Regions from separate parts of the Homo sapiens genome. Here all the other regions are linked to region 2. A link is a contact called in ENCODE Hi-C or POLR2A ChIA-PET data. All regions are on one chromosome and are shown on one strand. Each heading gives the region's core, a stretch centred on a gene start or an enhancer-like site at or near the end of the contact. The rest is flanking DNA. Distances are from core to core; before and after follow the strand shown. Region 1 overlaps ESYT3 (extended synaptotagmin 3). Region 2 holds the start of ESYT3 (extended synaptotagmin 3). Region 3 overlaps CEP70 (centrosomal protein 70).

Region 1 (3,854 bases), core at 1,182-3,681, 36 kb after region 2:
AACTTGAATCTGTCATGCACCAGTTATAGTCTTAACCTCAACAAAATGCTAGGTTGTGAGAGGTCCTCCGGCAGCTAGTCTGGAGTGTGAAGGCTAGCTGGCTTTCTTCTGCCATGAGTAGGCTTCTCCAAAATCAGTCTTTGTGTCCTGCTGCTGGGAGTACCCAGTGAGGGTCTGTGTCTGTTTGCAGGACCATGGTGGCCTTTCCACTGCCATTCTCGTGGTCTTCTTGGAGAGTGCCTGCAACTTGCCGGTGAGTGGCGACATGTCCAGAGTGTCACACAAACGCAACAAAGTGCCCATCACTTTCAAATTGTCCTGTGTTGCTTTAACCCCGTTATTCCTGTGCTGCAGAGAAACCCTTTTGACTACCTGAATGGTGAATATCGAGCCAAAAAACTCTCCAGGTTTGCCAGAGTGAGTGAGTATGTGGCTAAAAACTCCAGGGAGGGCAAATCACAGCTTCTCTCCCCAGAGTAACCACAACCCCATGTCTTCTGGGCCACAGTCTGTGCACACACAGCCTGGGGATAACAAGAGGTGCTGATTGTGGAGTCTACTGTGTGCCAGGCACTAGGCTTGGCAACTCATCCCCCACATTTGTTATCCCTGAGTCTCATGATGACTGTGTCATTCATTTTTATTACCATTTTCTGGGTCACACAGCTAAGAGGAGGAGCCAGATTCCACACTGTTTTCATAGCCCCAGGGAACGAGAGCCTGTGCCTGGCCAGGCCCAGCTCTGGCTTCTGGTCTTTTAACTTGGAACTGCTTTCTGGGGTTGGTCCTGTCCTGGGGCTCGCACAGTAATGACAGCCCAGGGGGACTGGGGCATTAGAGTAGCTTTCTCTCAAAGAGAAGTAACTGGGTGGCCCCAGTTCCCCCAGATGCTCCTGGGGGTTGGGGGTAGGACTGTCTCAAGCTGATATTGACTATGCCACCTTCACTGTTATGGATTTGATTCCTCACAGAACAAGGTCAGCAAAGACCCTTCTTCCTATGTCAAACTATCTGTAGGCAAGAAGACACATACAAGTAAGGTAAGACAGCTTGGTGTGTAGCCCTGGGGTAAGGAAACAAGGACCCAGCCCTTCTCAGGGAGAGAGGCAAAAGGGAGGGGAATTAACTTATGGTGAATGCCTAGTAGGCACTTGATGTTATTTAGTCTTCAGAATAACCTCACAAAATAGTTTTATAATTCAAGAATCTGAGGATCAGAGATAAATGACTTGACCAAGGACACAGAACTAGGGTTCAAGCTTGGGCATGGTTCTGAAGCCCATGTCCTTTCCACCAATCATGAATTTTCTCAGTCCAGCAGCAGAAATCCTGTTGGCCTCTCCTCTCCTGAAGTGAGCTCTAAGGCCAATATGATTTTCAGCTCCCCCGTAAAAATTCCTGGCAAACCACTCCCTGCCTTTGAGTGTTGTCCCGTCCTAGTGCCTCCCACTAGCTGTAGCGTGTTTGGGTCTGATCCCAGGGCATATAGGTAAGGTTCCCAATGGTACCTGGTGGCCAGAGTGATAGCAGAGGGTGCCGGTATCCAGCTCTGCCCAACCTAACCCTTCAATGATCTCTCCCTCTTCTGTTCCCAGACCTGTCCCCACAACAAGGACCCTGTGTGGAGCCAGGTGTTCTCCTTCTTTGTGCACAATGTGGCCACTGAGCGGCTCCATCTGAAGGTTTGATGGAAGAAGGGCTCTTGAAACAGAGTTAAGAGGTTTTTAAGCCAGGCGGGCTGGGAAGCTTGAAGTGCACCTTGAGCAGGTTCTCCTGGCAGCGTTTAAAGTCAGCCCCTTGTATGTAAGAGAGGACACTGAGGCCCCACAAGGCCTCATCTCCTTAAGGCTAGTGCCTGAGGTCACTGTATAGGGGGATGTGGGAGGATAAATCCTCAAGTCCCTTGACTTTCCCTGCAAAAGGGTCTTTATATTTGCTACACAGTACCCAGAGCAGCCTATCTACACAGGACATTAATAATGGTGTACTTTAAAAAATATATGTTTCATTTAATCTTCACAAAAGATCTGTAGAGTAAGCAAAGAGAGGCAAAAACAATGTCTTGTCCAAGATCTCATGACCAACAAGTGGTGGAGCTGGGATCTTTTAGGGCCCTGAGCCCTGCCTGGAGAGCAGCACAGCTCATCAGTCCCCAAAGCCCCCTGGCTCTGGGCATTTGACAGACTAGCTCATACAGATCATAATTGCCTCTACTCTGAGTCACTATCTTCCCTGACAGAAGACAAGGACCAGGTCTGGCCTGATCCCATTCTAGTTTTCAGAATAGGACCAGATGCCCATAGAAGCACAGTACAGACTGAAGTAAACCCAAACTTGGCTGGGGCTCAGATACTAGTAGTGGAGTGGTGGGGCTTGGTTATCCTCTTGTTTTGTGACTGGACCACTGCCCAGGTGCTTGATGATGACCAGGAGTGTGCTCTGGGAATGCTGGAGGTCCCCCTGTGCCAGATCCTCCCCTATGCTGACCTCACTCTTGAGCAGCGCTTTCAGCTGGACCACTCAGGCCTGGACAGCCTCATCTCCATGAGGCTGGTGCTTCGGGTAAATCTCTCCGGTCCCCTGGGGGAGGGGAGGAATAGAGCTCTGGCAATGGAGCAAGGTGTACTGCCCCAGCACTAAGCACCTGCTGTGTGCCTGGAAGAAGCCAGGAGATGGATTCATGTTTTTCATCAATTTTGAAATACTGAATGGGAGCAAGTCAATATTCAAAGAGATACAGGCTCTTCAAATATTGCCTCTCCTCCATTCTTCTTAAATTCCTCTCTCTAGAATTTTCTATAATGTACCTTCTCATCTATCCTCCATGTCTCTTGACCTCAACTAAATATTTCCCTTCTCTGTATTCATGGTGGTACATTCTAATTCTCTCAAGAGCTATCTTCCAGGCCACTAATTCTTTGGCTATGCCTAGTTTGCTGTTTAACCTGTTCATAGTTTTTTCAATGGTGGTTTTTCATTTCTATTTTTATCTTTTCCAAATCTATTTGGTATTTTCTCATAGAATTTTATTATCTTCTCATGTTTATATTCCATCTTTGGTCATTTGAAAATATGTTACAATGTATTAATATGTATGTTCTATTATTTGAAGATCTTGGGAGTTAAATTTTGATGTTTGTTTTGTCTGTTGATGCTTTTTGATGGTGACTCATTTCTGTTTTATAACTTGGATTGCAAACATATGTTCAGTGTTCCTTTATGACCTGGATCGAGGTTGTTCTCTTCCAAGGAGCTTCTGCTTTTGCTGCAGCTCAGTACCTCAGGTGCATTACAAACTTGAGTCCATTTTTGTGTATATTTCTTAACTTTGGGTTTCAAGATCCCATAGGTAGCTCATATTTATACTCAAAATTCATATGAGGACAGGCCTATGAGGTGCCATGTTATTAGGAAAGACTTTATCCCCTCAACCAGAGTACAGGCTGTGGCAAACACATGTTCTTGTCATCAGTCTTTGCTGGTAGGCCGAATAATTTTTATCCTAAACTACTTTTTTAACTAAAGAGATCCCACCTTCATGGGTCTTCCCTTCAGCTCCTAGCCTCACAGCCTCTTCTAACTCCCTGAATTCCAAGGTTGATATACAACCCTAGGAAAGCTTAACTTATTTTTCAGATTTTTTCTTTTTTTAACAGAATTATCCTTATTTTCTTGTGAATTTGGCTATGCATTTCAAAGGATGTTTGCTTCATTTTATTTGGCATTTCTAACAAGTTTTTCAGAATATTTGGAACACCATATGTATTACTGGAAATGGAAGTTCCCTAGGAAGGGTCTTTATAATTCACAACTGAGGGGAAAGGGGGAACGGGAAACAATGGCTGAGGTTGTGG
Region 2 (4,064 bases), core at 1,008-3,507:
CAAAACTCCATCTTTACCAAAAATACAAAAATTATCTGGACATGGTGGCAAGTGTCTATAATCCTAGCTACTCAGGAGGCTAAGGCAGGAGAATCGCTTGAATCTGGGAGGCCGAGGTTGCGGTGAGCTGAGATTGCCTTACTGCACTCCAGATGGGGCAACAGAGTGAGACTCCATCTCAAAAAATAAATAAAATAAAATAAAAAATAAAATAACTTTAAAAAGGAGGGGGGTGAAATCATAATCCCATCACCCTAACGTACTTTGGAGAAGTTTTAGAAGAGGAACATTCCAGGTAGAGAGAACAGCAAGTACAAAAGCCTTGCAGCATAAATGAGCTTGATGTGTTCAAGGAAAGAAAGGCGATGCAGCTGGGGATGGCAATGTCCCACAGGTCGTCTCAGGCTGGGCATCTGTCTCAGTGGGTGTCCATCCAGTTCACAAACCAACAACCTTCCTTTCTCTAGTAATCCCCCCACAAACTCACTACCTTCCACACCCCCTCCCAAACTAGCCCAGGTTGAGGTGTGGACTTGCTGTGTGTGAAGGATGAAGGGGATGACAGATTCAGCAGGATCCTGTCTCCAAGGGGTTTGGAATTGGGACAGGATAAGGGTCAAGGCAGTCTCTCTGGATTGGTGAGACCTGTGTCCTCCATCTCTGGATGTTGGGGGGAAAGTGCTGTGTTCTGCACTTCAACCAGACAGGCAGGTCAGCAGGGAGGGCCACAAGGATGAGGAGCGCAGTTCTGGCAGTTAGTTTCCTGGTCCATCCATCCTGAGAGCCAGACACATTCTGCCTCAGCTTCCAGGAGAATTCCCAGTATCCCTAGCCTACACTCTCTTTTGCTTCAGCAGACCTGGGTTAACCAATAGAGAAATATTTTGAGGAAAGAATTCTGTGGTCAAATAATCTGGGAAACACTGGGTTAAATAGAATTTAATAACTTTTTGTCTGAAGGACTTCTCAGAGCCTTTACTAGGACTGTGTACATGCAACTCTCAAGAAGGAACTCCAGCGAGCAGCATTTCTTCCGTTGATTTCCCAGGCTACACTGGGAGAATGTTAAGTTGGGGGACTTTAAGCCTCTGTTTTGGCTGAGTCCTGGAAAGCCAAGAACAATAGAGAAGGGTCCAGGTATTCTGACCACCAGGAACTCACGTATTGTTGAAAAAACTCATTGCAGTAAGTAATTTTATCCAAGAGAGAGGATAAAGCCAGAGAGAGAAAAAGAGAGTGACAGAGCAAGAGTCAGAACGAGAACGGGAGACCGGGGCGGGGTGGGGAGGGGGGAGGGAGGGAGAGAGAGAAAAGGAAAGAGAATATTTTGATTGCTATCCATCGGCTCCAGCCTTTCGATAAAGCTGTTGAAACAGTAGAGTCATTCCAAATCACTCTGGTACATTTGTCAACTCCAAAATCACATTCCAGTAATTGATGTGAGCCCTTTCATGTGGCCGTCTGAAATATATGCTATCCGCAAGACGATTTACTATCCGAACTTAAGAGATTCGGAGCTCCACCTGCTCTGATCATTAAAGGGTTAGAAACCATGGGCTTCACCATTGACTCTCAGGCACCTCGGGGCTTCCTCTTCATCTTTCCTTTTATTCGCCGGTCGCTTGCCCTTGTTGGGCGCCCCACAGATGGCCAAGACGGGCCGGTCCCCGGAAGTTCCCCGTCTGATGATGCAGGGAATGACGATCCAAACAGACACCTAGAAGAGAGGATGGGGAGAGAGGGGCAGAGGGTTTTGTGGCGCGCAGGAGGGGCCCTGAGCTCGGCTTGGTGAGGCTGGGGGCTAGGTCCAAGCTTTACAGATGCCAGAGGAGCTGGCAGCGTTGCAGGCTCTAGGGGCCAGTTGGAGGGCCGGGACGCAGGACCTGAGGCTGGGGAGGCCTGGCTGAGCCTGTCCAGGGAGGGCCTCGAATGCCAGCTGAGTCCAGACTATACTGTGTATTATAGACCGCGTGTAGGAAACAGGTTTTAGGTGATGTTTATCCATGATAAGCCAGTTGTACACAGGTGTTGGTGAGTCATTAACCACCTAGGGCAGCACTTGGTCCACCCGGACTGGCGAGTGCACACCTCCGGCTGACGCCTGCGCCACGTGCTGGGGTCGGAGGCCGAGCTCACCGGCTGGTTGCTCTTTAGAGCGGGCAGGAGCCAGGCGGGCGGCCCGCCCCTCTAGGGCGGAGACTTCCGGAGCTGCGGACTCACTGGAGCCGAGAACTGGGGCGGCGCGGCGCGGCGCGGTGCATTTCCAGGCGCTGCTCTCCGTCGCAGAGAACCCTGAGCTCGGCGCGCCGAGAGTCCCAGCAGGGCAAGGGGGCGCGGCGTCCTGGTCCTCGAGCTTGGGAGACAGATGCGCATGGGCGTGGGGGCATGCGGACCTAAGCTCGGGTGAAGCTCTCGGGAAGGGCAAGACTGCGGCGACGAGATGCGAGCAGAGGAGCCCTGCGCCCCCGGGGCCCCCAGCGCCCTGGGAGCCCAGCGCACGCCGGGCCCCGAGCTGCGCCTGTCCAGCCAGCTGCTGCCCGAGCTCTGTACCTTCGTGGTGCGCGTGCTGTTCTACCTGGGGCCTGTCTACCTAGCTGGCTACCTGGGGCTCAGCATAACCTGGTTGCTGCTCGGCGCCCTGCTGTGGATGTGGTGGCGCAGGAACCGCCGCGGGAAGCTTGGGCGCCTGGCCGCCGCCTTCGAATTCCTTGACAATGAACGCGAGTTCATCAGCCGCGAGCTGCGGGGCCAGCACCTGCCAGCCTGGGTGAGCCAAGCCGGGTGGGAGTGGGAGGTGGGGAGATGCCTTTCGAGGTTCGGAGGAACTTGCGGTCAGCGGGGAGCTGGTGCGCGCAAACCCGAGGCAGGGCGGGAGCCCGGCGACCTGCACACCCCGTTCCCCACCGCTCCCGGGGCGCAGACCCTGGGGACGGTGACCGCCCCTCCCGCGGCGCGCAGCACCCTCACGTCCACCTCTGGTCCGACTGCGGTGGGAGTGGGGAACTTGGGTTTCATTTAAGGCCCCAGAGCTCGAGAGAAGAGTCACGGGCAGACCACACCCGGGAGAAAAACAAGGGCGTCTGGGACTTCGCAGACTTACTCGGGTTGGAATCAGAAGGCATTTCTTCCACCCGCCTGTTGATTCAGAGAACGAACGCCGGACGCAAAACGTAGATGGGCAAATACCGCAGTGACAGAAACGGCGGGCCCAGTTGCTTTCGGCCGAGGCCTGGACTGCGGTAGGGGGAGGGCTCCGCGGGGCTGGAGGTGGAGTGGCGGGTACGGCTGGGAGACCGACGGCGCCGGGCCCCGGGCCTCCTTCCCTCCCTCCCTCCGCCGGATAGGGATGCCGGCACACGCACACTGCCCCGACAAACCCATCTCCTGGGGCGGCATGGGCGGCACTACGATTCCTCAAACGCTTCTGGTCCTGGCTTACCTAACAAAACCCAAGTTCTGGGCCCCATTGCATAACTCCCAGGGTGGCACAGAGGTATCCTGGGTGATTCTTATGATTAGGTGAGCTTGGGAAACACCGGCAAGAGGGGTGTTCCGTCCAATGGTTGGTCTGCGGCAAACCCTTACTGTCTCTCCGGTGCTGGGGCTCTTCGTTTTCAGATTTCTTCCAGTTACTCTCAGGCCCACGGGGGAGGTCGCCAGACCCCTCACTGTCTCTAGCCTGTGGCCTATAAAGTCCAGCAGGGCCATAGGTTCCTCCTGACAGTAGTCTGTAAAGTGAGGTGTGAGAAAAAAATATAAGGCCCATTTAGTTTATCTTATAAGAGAAATGAAGTCTTACTGTATCAGTCAGCCATAACTGAGTACAACAGGCTGCGTGGCTTAAGCAGCAGACACTTTTTTCCTTTCCTTTCTAGAGCCCCGAAGTCCAAGATCAAGGTGTTGGCAGGGTTGGTTTCTCCTGCGGCCTCTGCTGGCTTGCAGCTGGCTGTCTTCCTACCGTCTTCACACCGTCTTCCTTCTGTGTCCTAATCTCTTCTTAGAAGGACATCAGTCATATTGGATTAAGGCTCACCCTAATGAACTCATTTTAACTTAATTACCAC
Region 3 (3,915 bases), core at 1,015-3,514, 60 kb after region 2:
TGGTCTTGCCCACGGCCCACCATAACCACTACTTGACCACCACCTACATTCACTCAAGGCCCTAGAGTTCTACAATCAGCAGGTGGCAAAGCCAACTAAGTTTGTGTCTTTCCCTTCAGGGTGTCAGGTTTCCCCAGGCCCTGGGCAAGTACAGAGATGCTGTCTGGGAGCCAGGGATTAGAGTCAAAAACCATACAATTTTGCCTGATGTTCTATTCTACTGTGGCCAAATTGGCACTCAAATCACAATATGAAGTCCTTCCTGCTCTTCCTTCCCCTTTCCTCTGGCAGAGGGGCTTCTCTCTGTGGCCACCACTACCACTGGCACACAGGAGGTTCTGCTAGGCCACCACCGATGTTCACTTAAAGCCCAAAGGCTCCTCAGCCAGCTTGTGGTGAATGCTGCCAGGCCTGGGACTCACCCTGAAGGGCAGTGGGCACCCAGGGCAGGGTCCAGAAATGCTGTCCAAGAGACTAGGCTTGGATTCAGGGACCCCAAAAGCCTCAGGGACCCCAAAAGCTCTATTGTGGCTGAGCTGGTACCTAAGATGAAAAGACAAAGTCCCCTTTACTTTTCCCTCTGCTTTTCTCAAACAAGAGGAGTTTTTCATCATAGCCACCACAGTTGGGAATGTGCTAGGTCACACCTGAAGTCAGCATGTCTCAGAGCCCAAGGCCCACAGCATACTATCTGGGTATTGCTGCTAGTAATTCACAGCCCAAGGACTCTTTAGTCAGTAGGTGATGAATCCTGCCAGAACAAGGTCCTGCCCTTCAAGGCAGTGGCTTCCCTATTGACCCAAGGTGTGCCTAGAAGTGTTCATGAGCTAGGGGCTGGAATGGGGGCCTTGCGACTCTACCCAGTGCCCTAACCTACTGTGGCTAAGCTGGTATCCAAGATGCAAGGCAAAGTCCTCTTTACTCTTTGCTTTCCTTTCCTTAAGCAGAAGCAAGGAGTCACTTTCATTGCTGCCTGCCTGGGGTTGGGGGAGGAGTGGTGCAAGAACTCCCTTAGCTGCACTGGCTGGTGTCTCCCTAAGTCATGTGTCACCCTAGTCCTCCGGCTCTGAGCCCATCCAGCACTAGGAGATGCCTAGGAATTAACTGTAATCTTTGTGTCCTAGACTGCCTTTCAAGTTTACCTAGGACCCCAGAGCACTTTGGCCCACGGTGGCAAGGCTTGCCAAGAAACTCAAGTTCTGATAGCTGGAATGGACAATTCCACTCTGGCTAGGTCTGGTCCAAATGCTCCCTCCATGCATTTGCGCTGGCTTAGCCCAGCATGGCTTTACTCTCCACTATGACAAGGCAGCACTGAGTTCAATGTGAAGTGCCCCAGTTGCTGTGCTCTCCCTCCCCCAAGCACACAGACTCAGACCCCACAGTGCAGCCACTGCCAGGGGGTCAGGGAGGGGTGGCATCAGTGATTCAAAGCTATCTCTCTAACCCTCTTCAATGCCTCTTTCAGCAATATGAAGTTAAAACCAATACTGTGATTGCTCACCTGATTTTTGGTTCTTGTGATGGTGCTTTTCTGTGTGTAGATAGTTGTTAAAAGTTGGTGTTCCTGCAGTGGGAATCAATAGTGTAGGCTTCTATTCTGCCATCTTGCCCTGCCATCAATTTCTTGGAATAATTTAATCAATTCATAGTATTTACATTATTGAATATCCAAATGCTTTTTGTACCCAACCCTCAAGACACAAGGTCTTCCACAAATTGTAAGTTAGTGTTTAGAAATGTAACTGCAGGCTATCATGACAAAGAATTTTAAATCTAGAAGGAGCCTATTATCTTACGTCTGATCCCTAAGGTCATAACACCAAGGATGTGGATGCTTGTTTGCTGACATTTACTCACCATTCCACCATGCTGCTTCCTGGAAATGTGTTATAATATTCTATATGCCCACCAACAAGAATGACAGAGAAATCTTCCTAGACCTGCTGCTTATAAAAGTGGGGAAGAATAGTCCAAAGTGACTTGTACTTATGGGTATGAGGCAGAACGCTGACCCTTAAGAAAACGTGACTGCATATTGAGAATACAGAATAAACAGAAGGCAGCAAGTAAAGTACTCTTACATAAAATGCAGCAAGGATGTACAAGTTGCCCAAGGAAGGTTCAGCCTAGGAAGAGAATATGACTCATTATTTGTCAGTAATATACAAGCATCACTGAGGACACTTATGTTTGGAAATTCTTTACAGAAATTTTATTTGAGATCTCAAGTCCTTATAAAAAGTGCATTACATCAAGATTGCAAAAGACACTTTTTAAATGAGAGACTTCTATCTACTCATCCATTTTACCCTATGATTCATTTCCTACCCTAACAGAAATGATGAAACAGTTTTTCTTTCTTCCTTTTCTTCCTCCTGCTTTGAAAGGGCAACTGTCATGAGGGATATCTTAACAGAATGTGCCAATTAATCCTTGCCAGGAGAGCAGTAGCTTCCTACTGGCTAAATTTAGAGAGCCCTTGGCATTCCTTTTGGTGTGGCTCAAAGATTATTACAAGCTGAATCTAAAAGATTGCAACCTACTACTTGCAATCTGTCTCCCTGGGCTCCTCTTTTACTCACAAACTCCACTCTAAAACAACCTTAAATTTTAAGCACTCAATAATTGCTTTAGAAATGAAGGGATCTAAAGTTAATTACCTTACCCTTGCAACTATTTTCTGTATAAGAATCTCAAAGTTAATAAAAATTATACAGATGAAGAATGACCTAATACTAAGAAGGGGATGAATTCTGAGAGCAAATACATTTTACAACCCTTGTCTCAAAATAAGATCAATCCTACAAAATACAAAATGTTAAGAATACAATTTACACAGTAAAAATGATTTGATTTGTTTTCAGTATGAAAGTACTTTTAATTTCTTTACTGCAGGTACAATGGCATCCAAGTCATCAATTTCTGTAATACAAAAACAGTAATAATAAAAGAGAGTAACTTTTTCTAGTGGTAAACTCACATGAAACAAGAACCTATATGCAAAGGCAAACCCCAAACATAAAGGCAATAATACTGGTGCTTTTGTGCACATGAAGTTTTTCTCCGATAGTGATGATAGATTATCACTGATTCGGATACAGATGCTTCACAGGGGCTCTGTTTATATAAGTTACCACATACCCACAAGTACCCTCTGATTCTAGTATTAACTTCATTAGCAGCATGTCCTTATTAACAGATCCAACTGCCCACATGTGTGATATGTTAGTGTCTCATTAGATCTGTATCACTACACGGGTGCATCTACATGATGAAATCCCAGGTAGAGGCGTCTCCTCCCTAGGTCTCCACGTGAGGACTTAGGAATTTCTTCTCATAGAACAGTCTTGTCCTCTTTAATTTTCTTGGGAAGATTTCTTAGTAGTGGATCACTCTAAGATGAAAGGTATCTGCCAGCTGGGTGCAGTGGCTCATGCCTATAATCCCAGCACTTTGGGAGGCCGAGACGGGAAGATCATCTGAGGTCAGGAGTTTAAGACCAGCCTGGCCAACACGGTGAAAACCCACCTCTACTAAAAATACAAAAATTAGCTGGGTGTGGTAGTGGGCACCTGTAATCCCAGCTACTTGGGAAGTTGAGGCAGGAGAATTGCTTGAACCCCAGAGGCAGAGGTTGCAGTGAGCTGAGATTGCGTCACTGCACTCTGGCCTGGGTGACAGAGAGCAAGACTATGTCTCAAAAAAAACAATTATCTGCCTAATCAAAAAGATAGCCTCATCGAGTGTACAAACCTCAAGTACAATATATTATAGAGCTTAGCCTGGTCCAGCTTACCAGATAAACCAATCCAGGCTCTTTTTTGACAGGCTCTTTCTGAATTTGATTTTTCTTCCTAAGACTATCTTATTCCAACCAGCCTAAGTTAGAATTCACTCTCTGAAGCTCCTGGC

What was found. A loop is a pair of places that touch in the nucleus more often than their neighbours do. ChIA-PET counts read pairs that join two places held with the same protein, here RNA polymerase II (POLR2A). Pooled maps may share reads with other maps.
Region 1: a map of sigmoid colon shows a loop between it and region 2 (4-fold over the local background). The contact joins the enhancer-like site here to the promoter of ESYT3 in region 2. A Hi-C loop is called at or near these places in 2 of 168 maps with a recorded cell type or tissue (heart left ventricle and sigmoid colon) and 5 of 50 pooled maps. POLR2A ChIA-PET finds 5 or more read pairs at or near these places in 1 of 52 experiments (RWPE1).
Region 3: a loop to region 2 is called in a pooled map, with 3 times the contacts of the local background. The contact joins the enhancer-like site here to the promoter of ESYT3 in region 2. A Hi-C loop is called at or near these places in 1 of 168 maps with a recorded cell type or tissue (psoas muscle) and 1 of 50 pooled maps. POLR2A ChIA-PET finds 5 or more read pairs at or near these places in 4 of 52 experiments (HCT116, PC-9, RWPE1 and 1 more).

What each region holds. Positions count from the first base shown.
Region 1 is chr3:138,468,465-138,472,318 of GRCh38, forward strand. It overlaps ESYT3 (extended synaptotagmin 3), which reads left to right. Exons shown (of 23, transcript NM_031913.5): 13 at 191-253; 14 at 355-417; 15 at 972-1,040; 16 at 1,596-1,682; 17 at 2,413-2,562. Among named protein-coding and RNA genes, the nearest start is that of ESYT3, 36 kb to the left of the region's middle. Within about 2 kb of position 2,432, at least 6 of the 41 ENCODE cell types and tissues checked have a DNase peak (open chromatin) inside an H3K27ac peak, as active enhancers do.
Region 2 is chr3:138,432,359-138,436,422 of GRCh38, forward strand. It overlaps ESYT3 (extended synaptotagmin 3), which reads left to right and starts at 2,258. Exons shown (of 23, transcript NM_031913.5): 1 at 2,258-2,767. The coding sequence starts at 2,441.
Region 3 is chr3:138,492,152-138,496,066 of GRCh38, forward strand. It overlaps CEP70 (centrosomal protein 70), which reads right to left. Exons shown (of 18, transcript NM_024491.4): 18 at 2,193-2,925. The coding sequence ends at 2,864. Among named protein-coding and RNA genes, the nearest start is that of ESYT3, 59 kb to the left of the region's middle. Within about 2 kb of position 2,265, at least 4 of the 41 ENCODE cell types and tissues checked have a DNase peak (open chromatin) inside an H3K27ac peak, as active enhancers do; they include psoas muscle, where a contact is called at or near this core.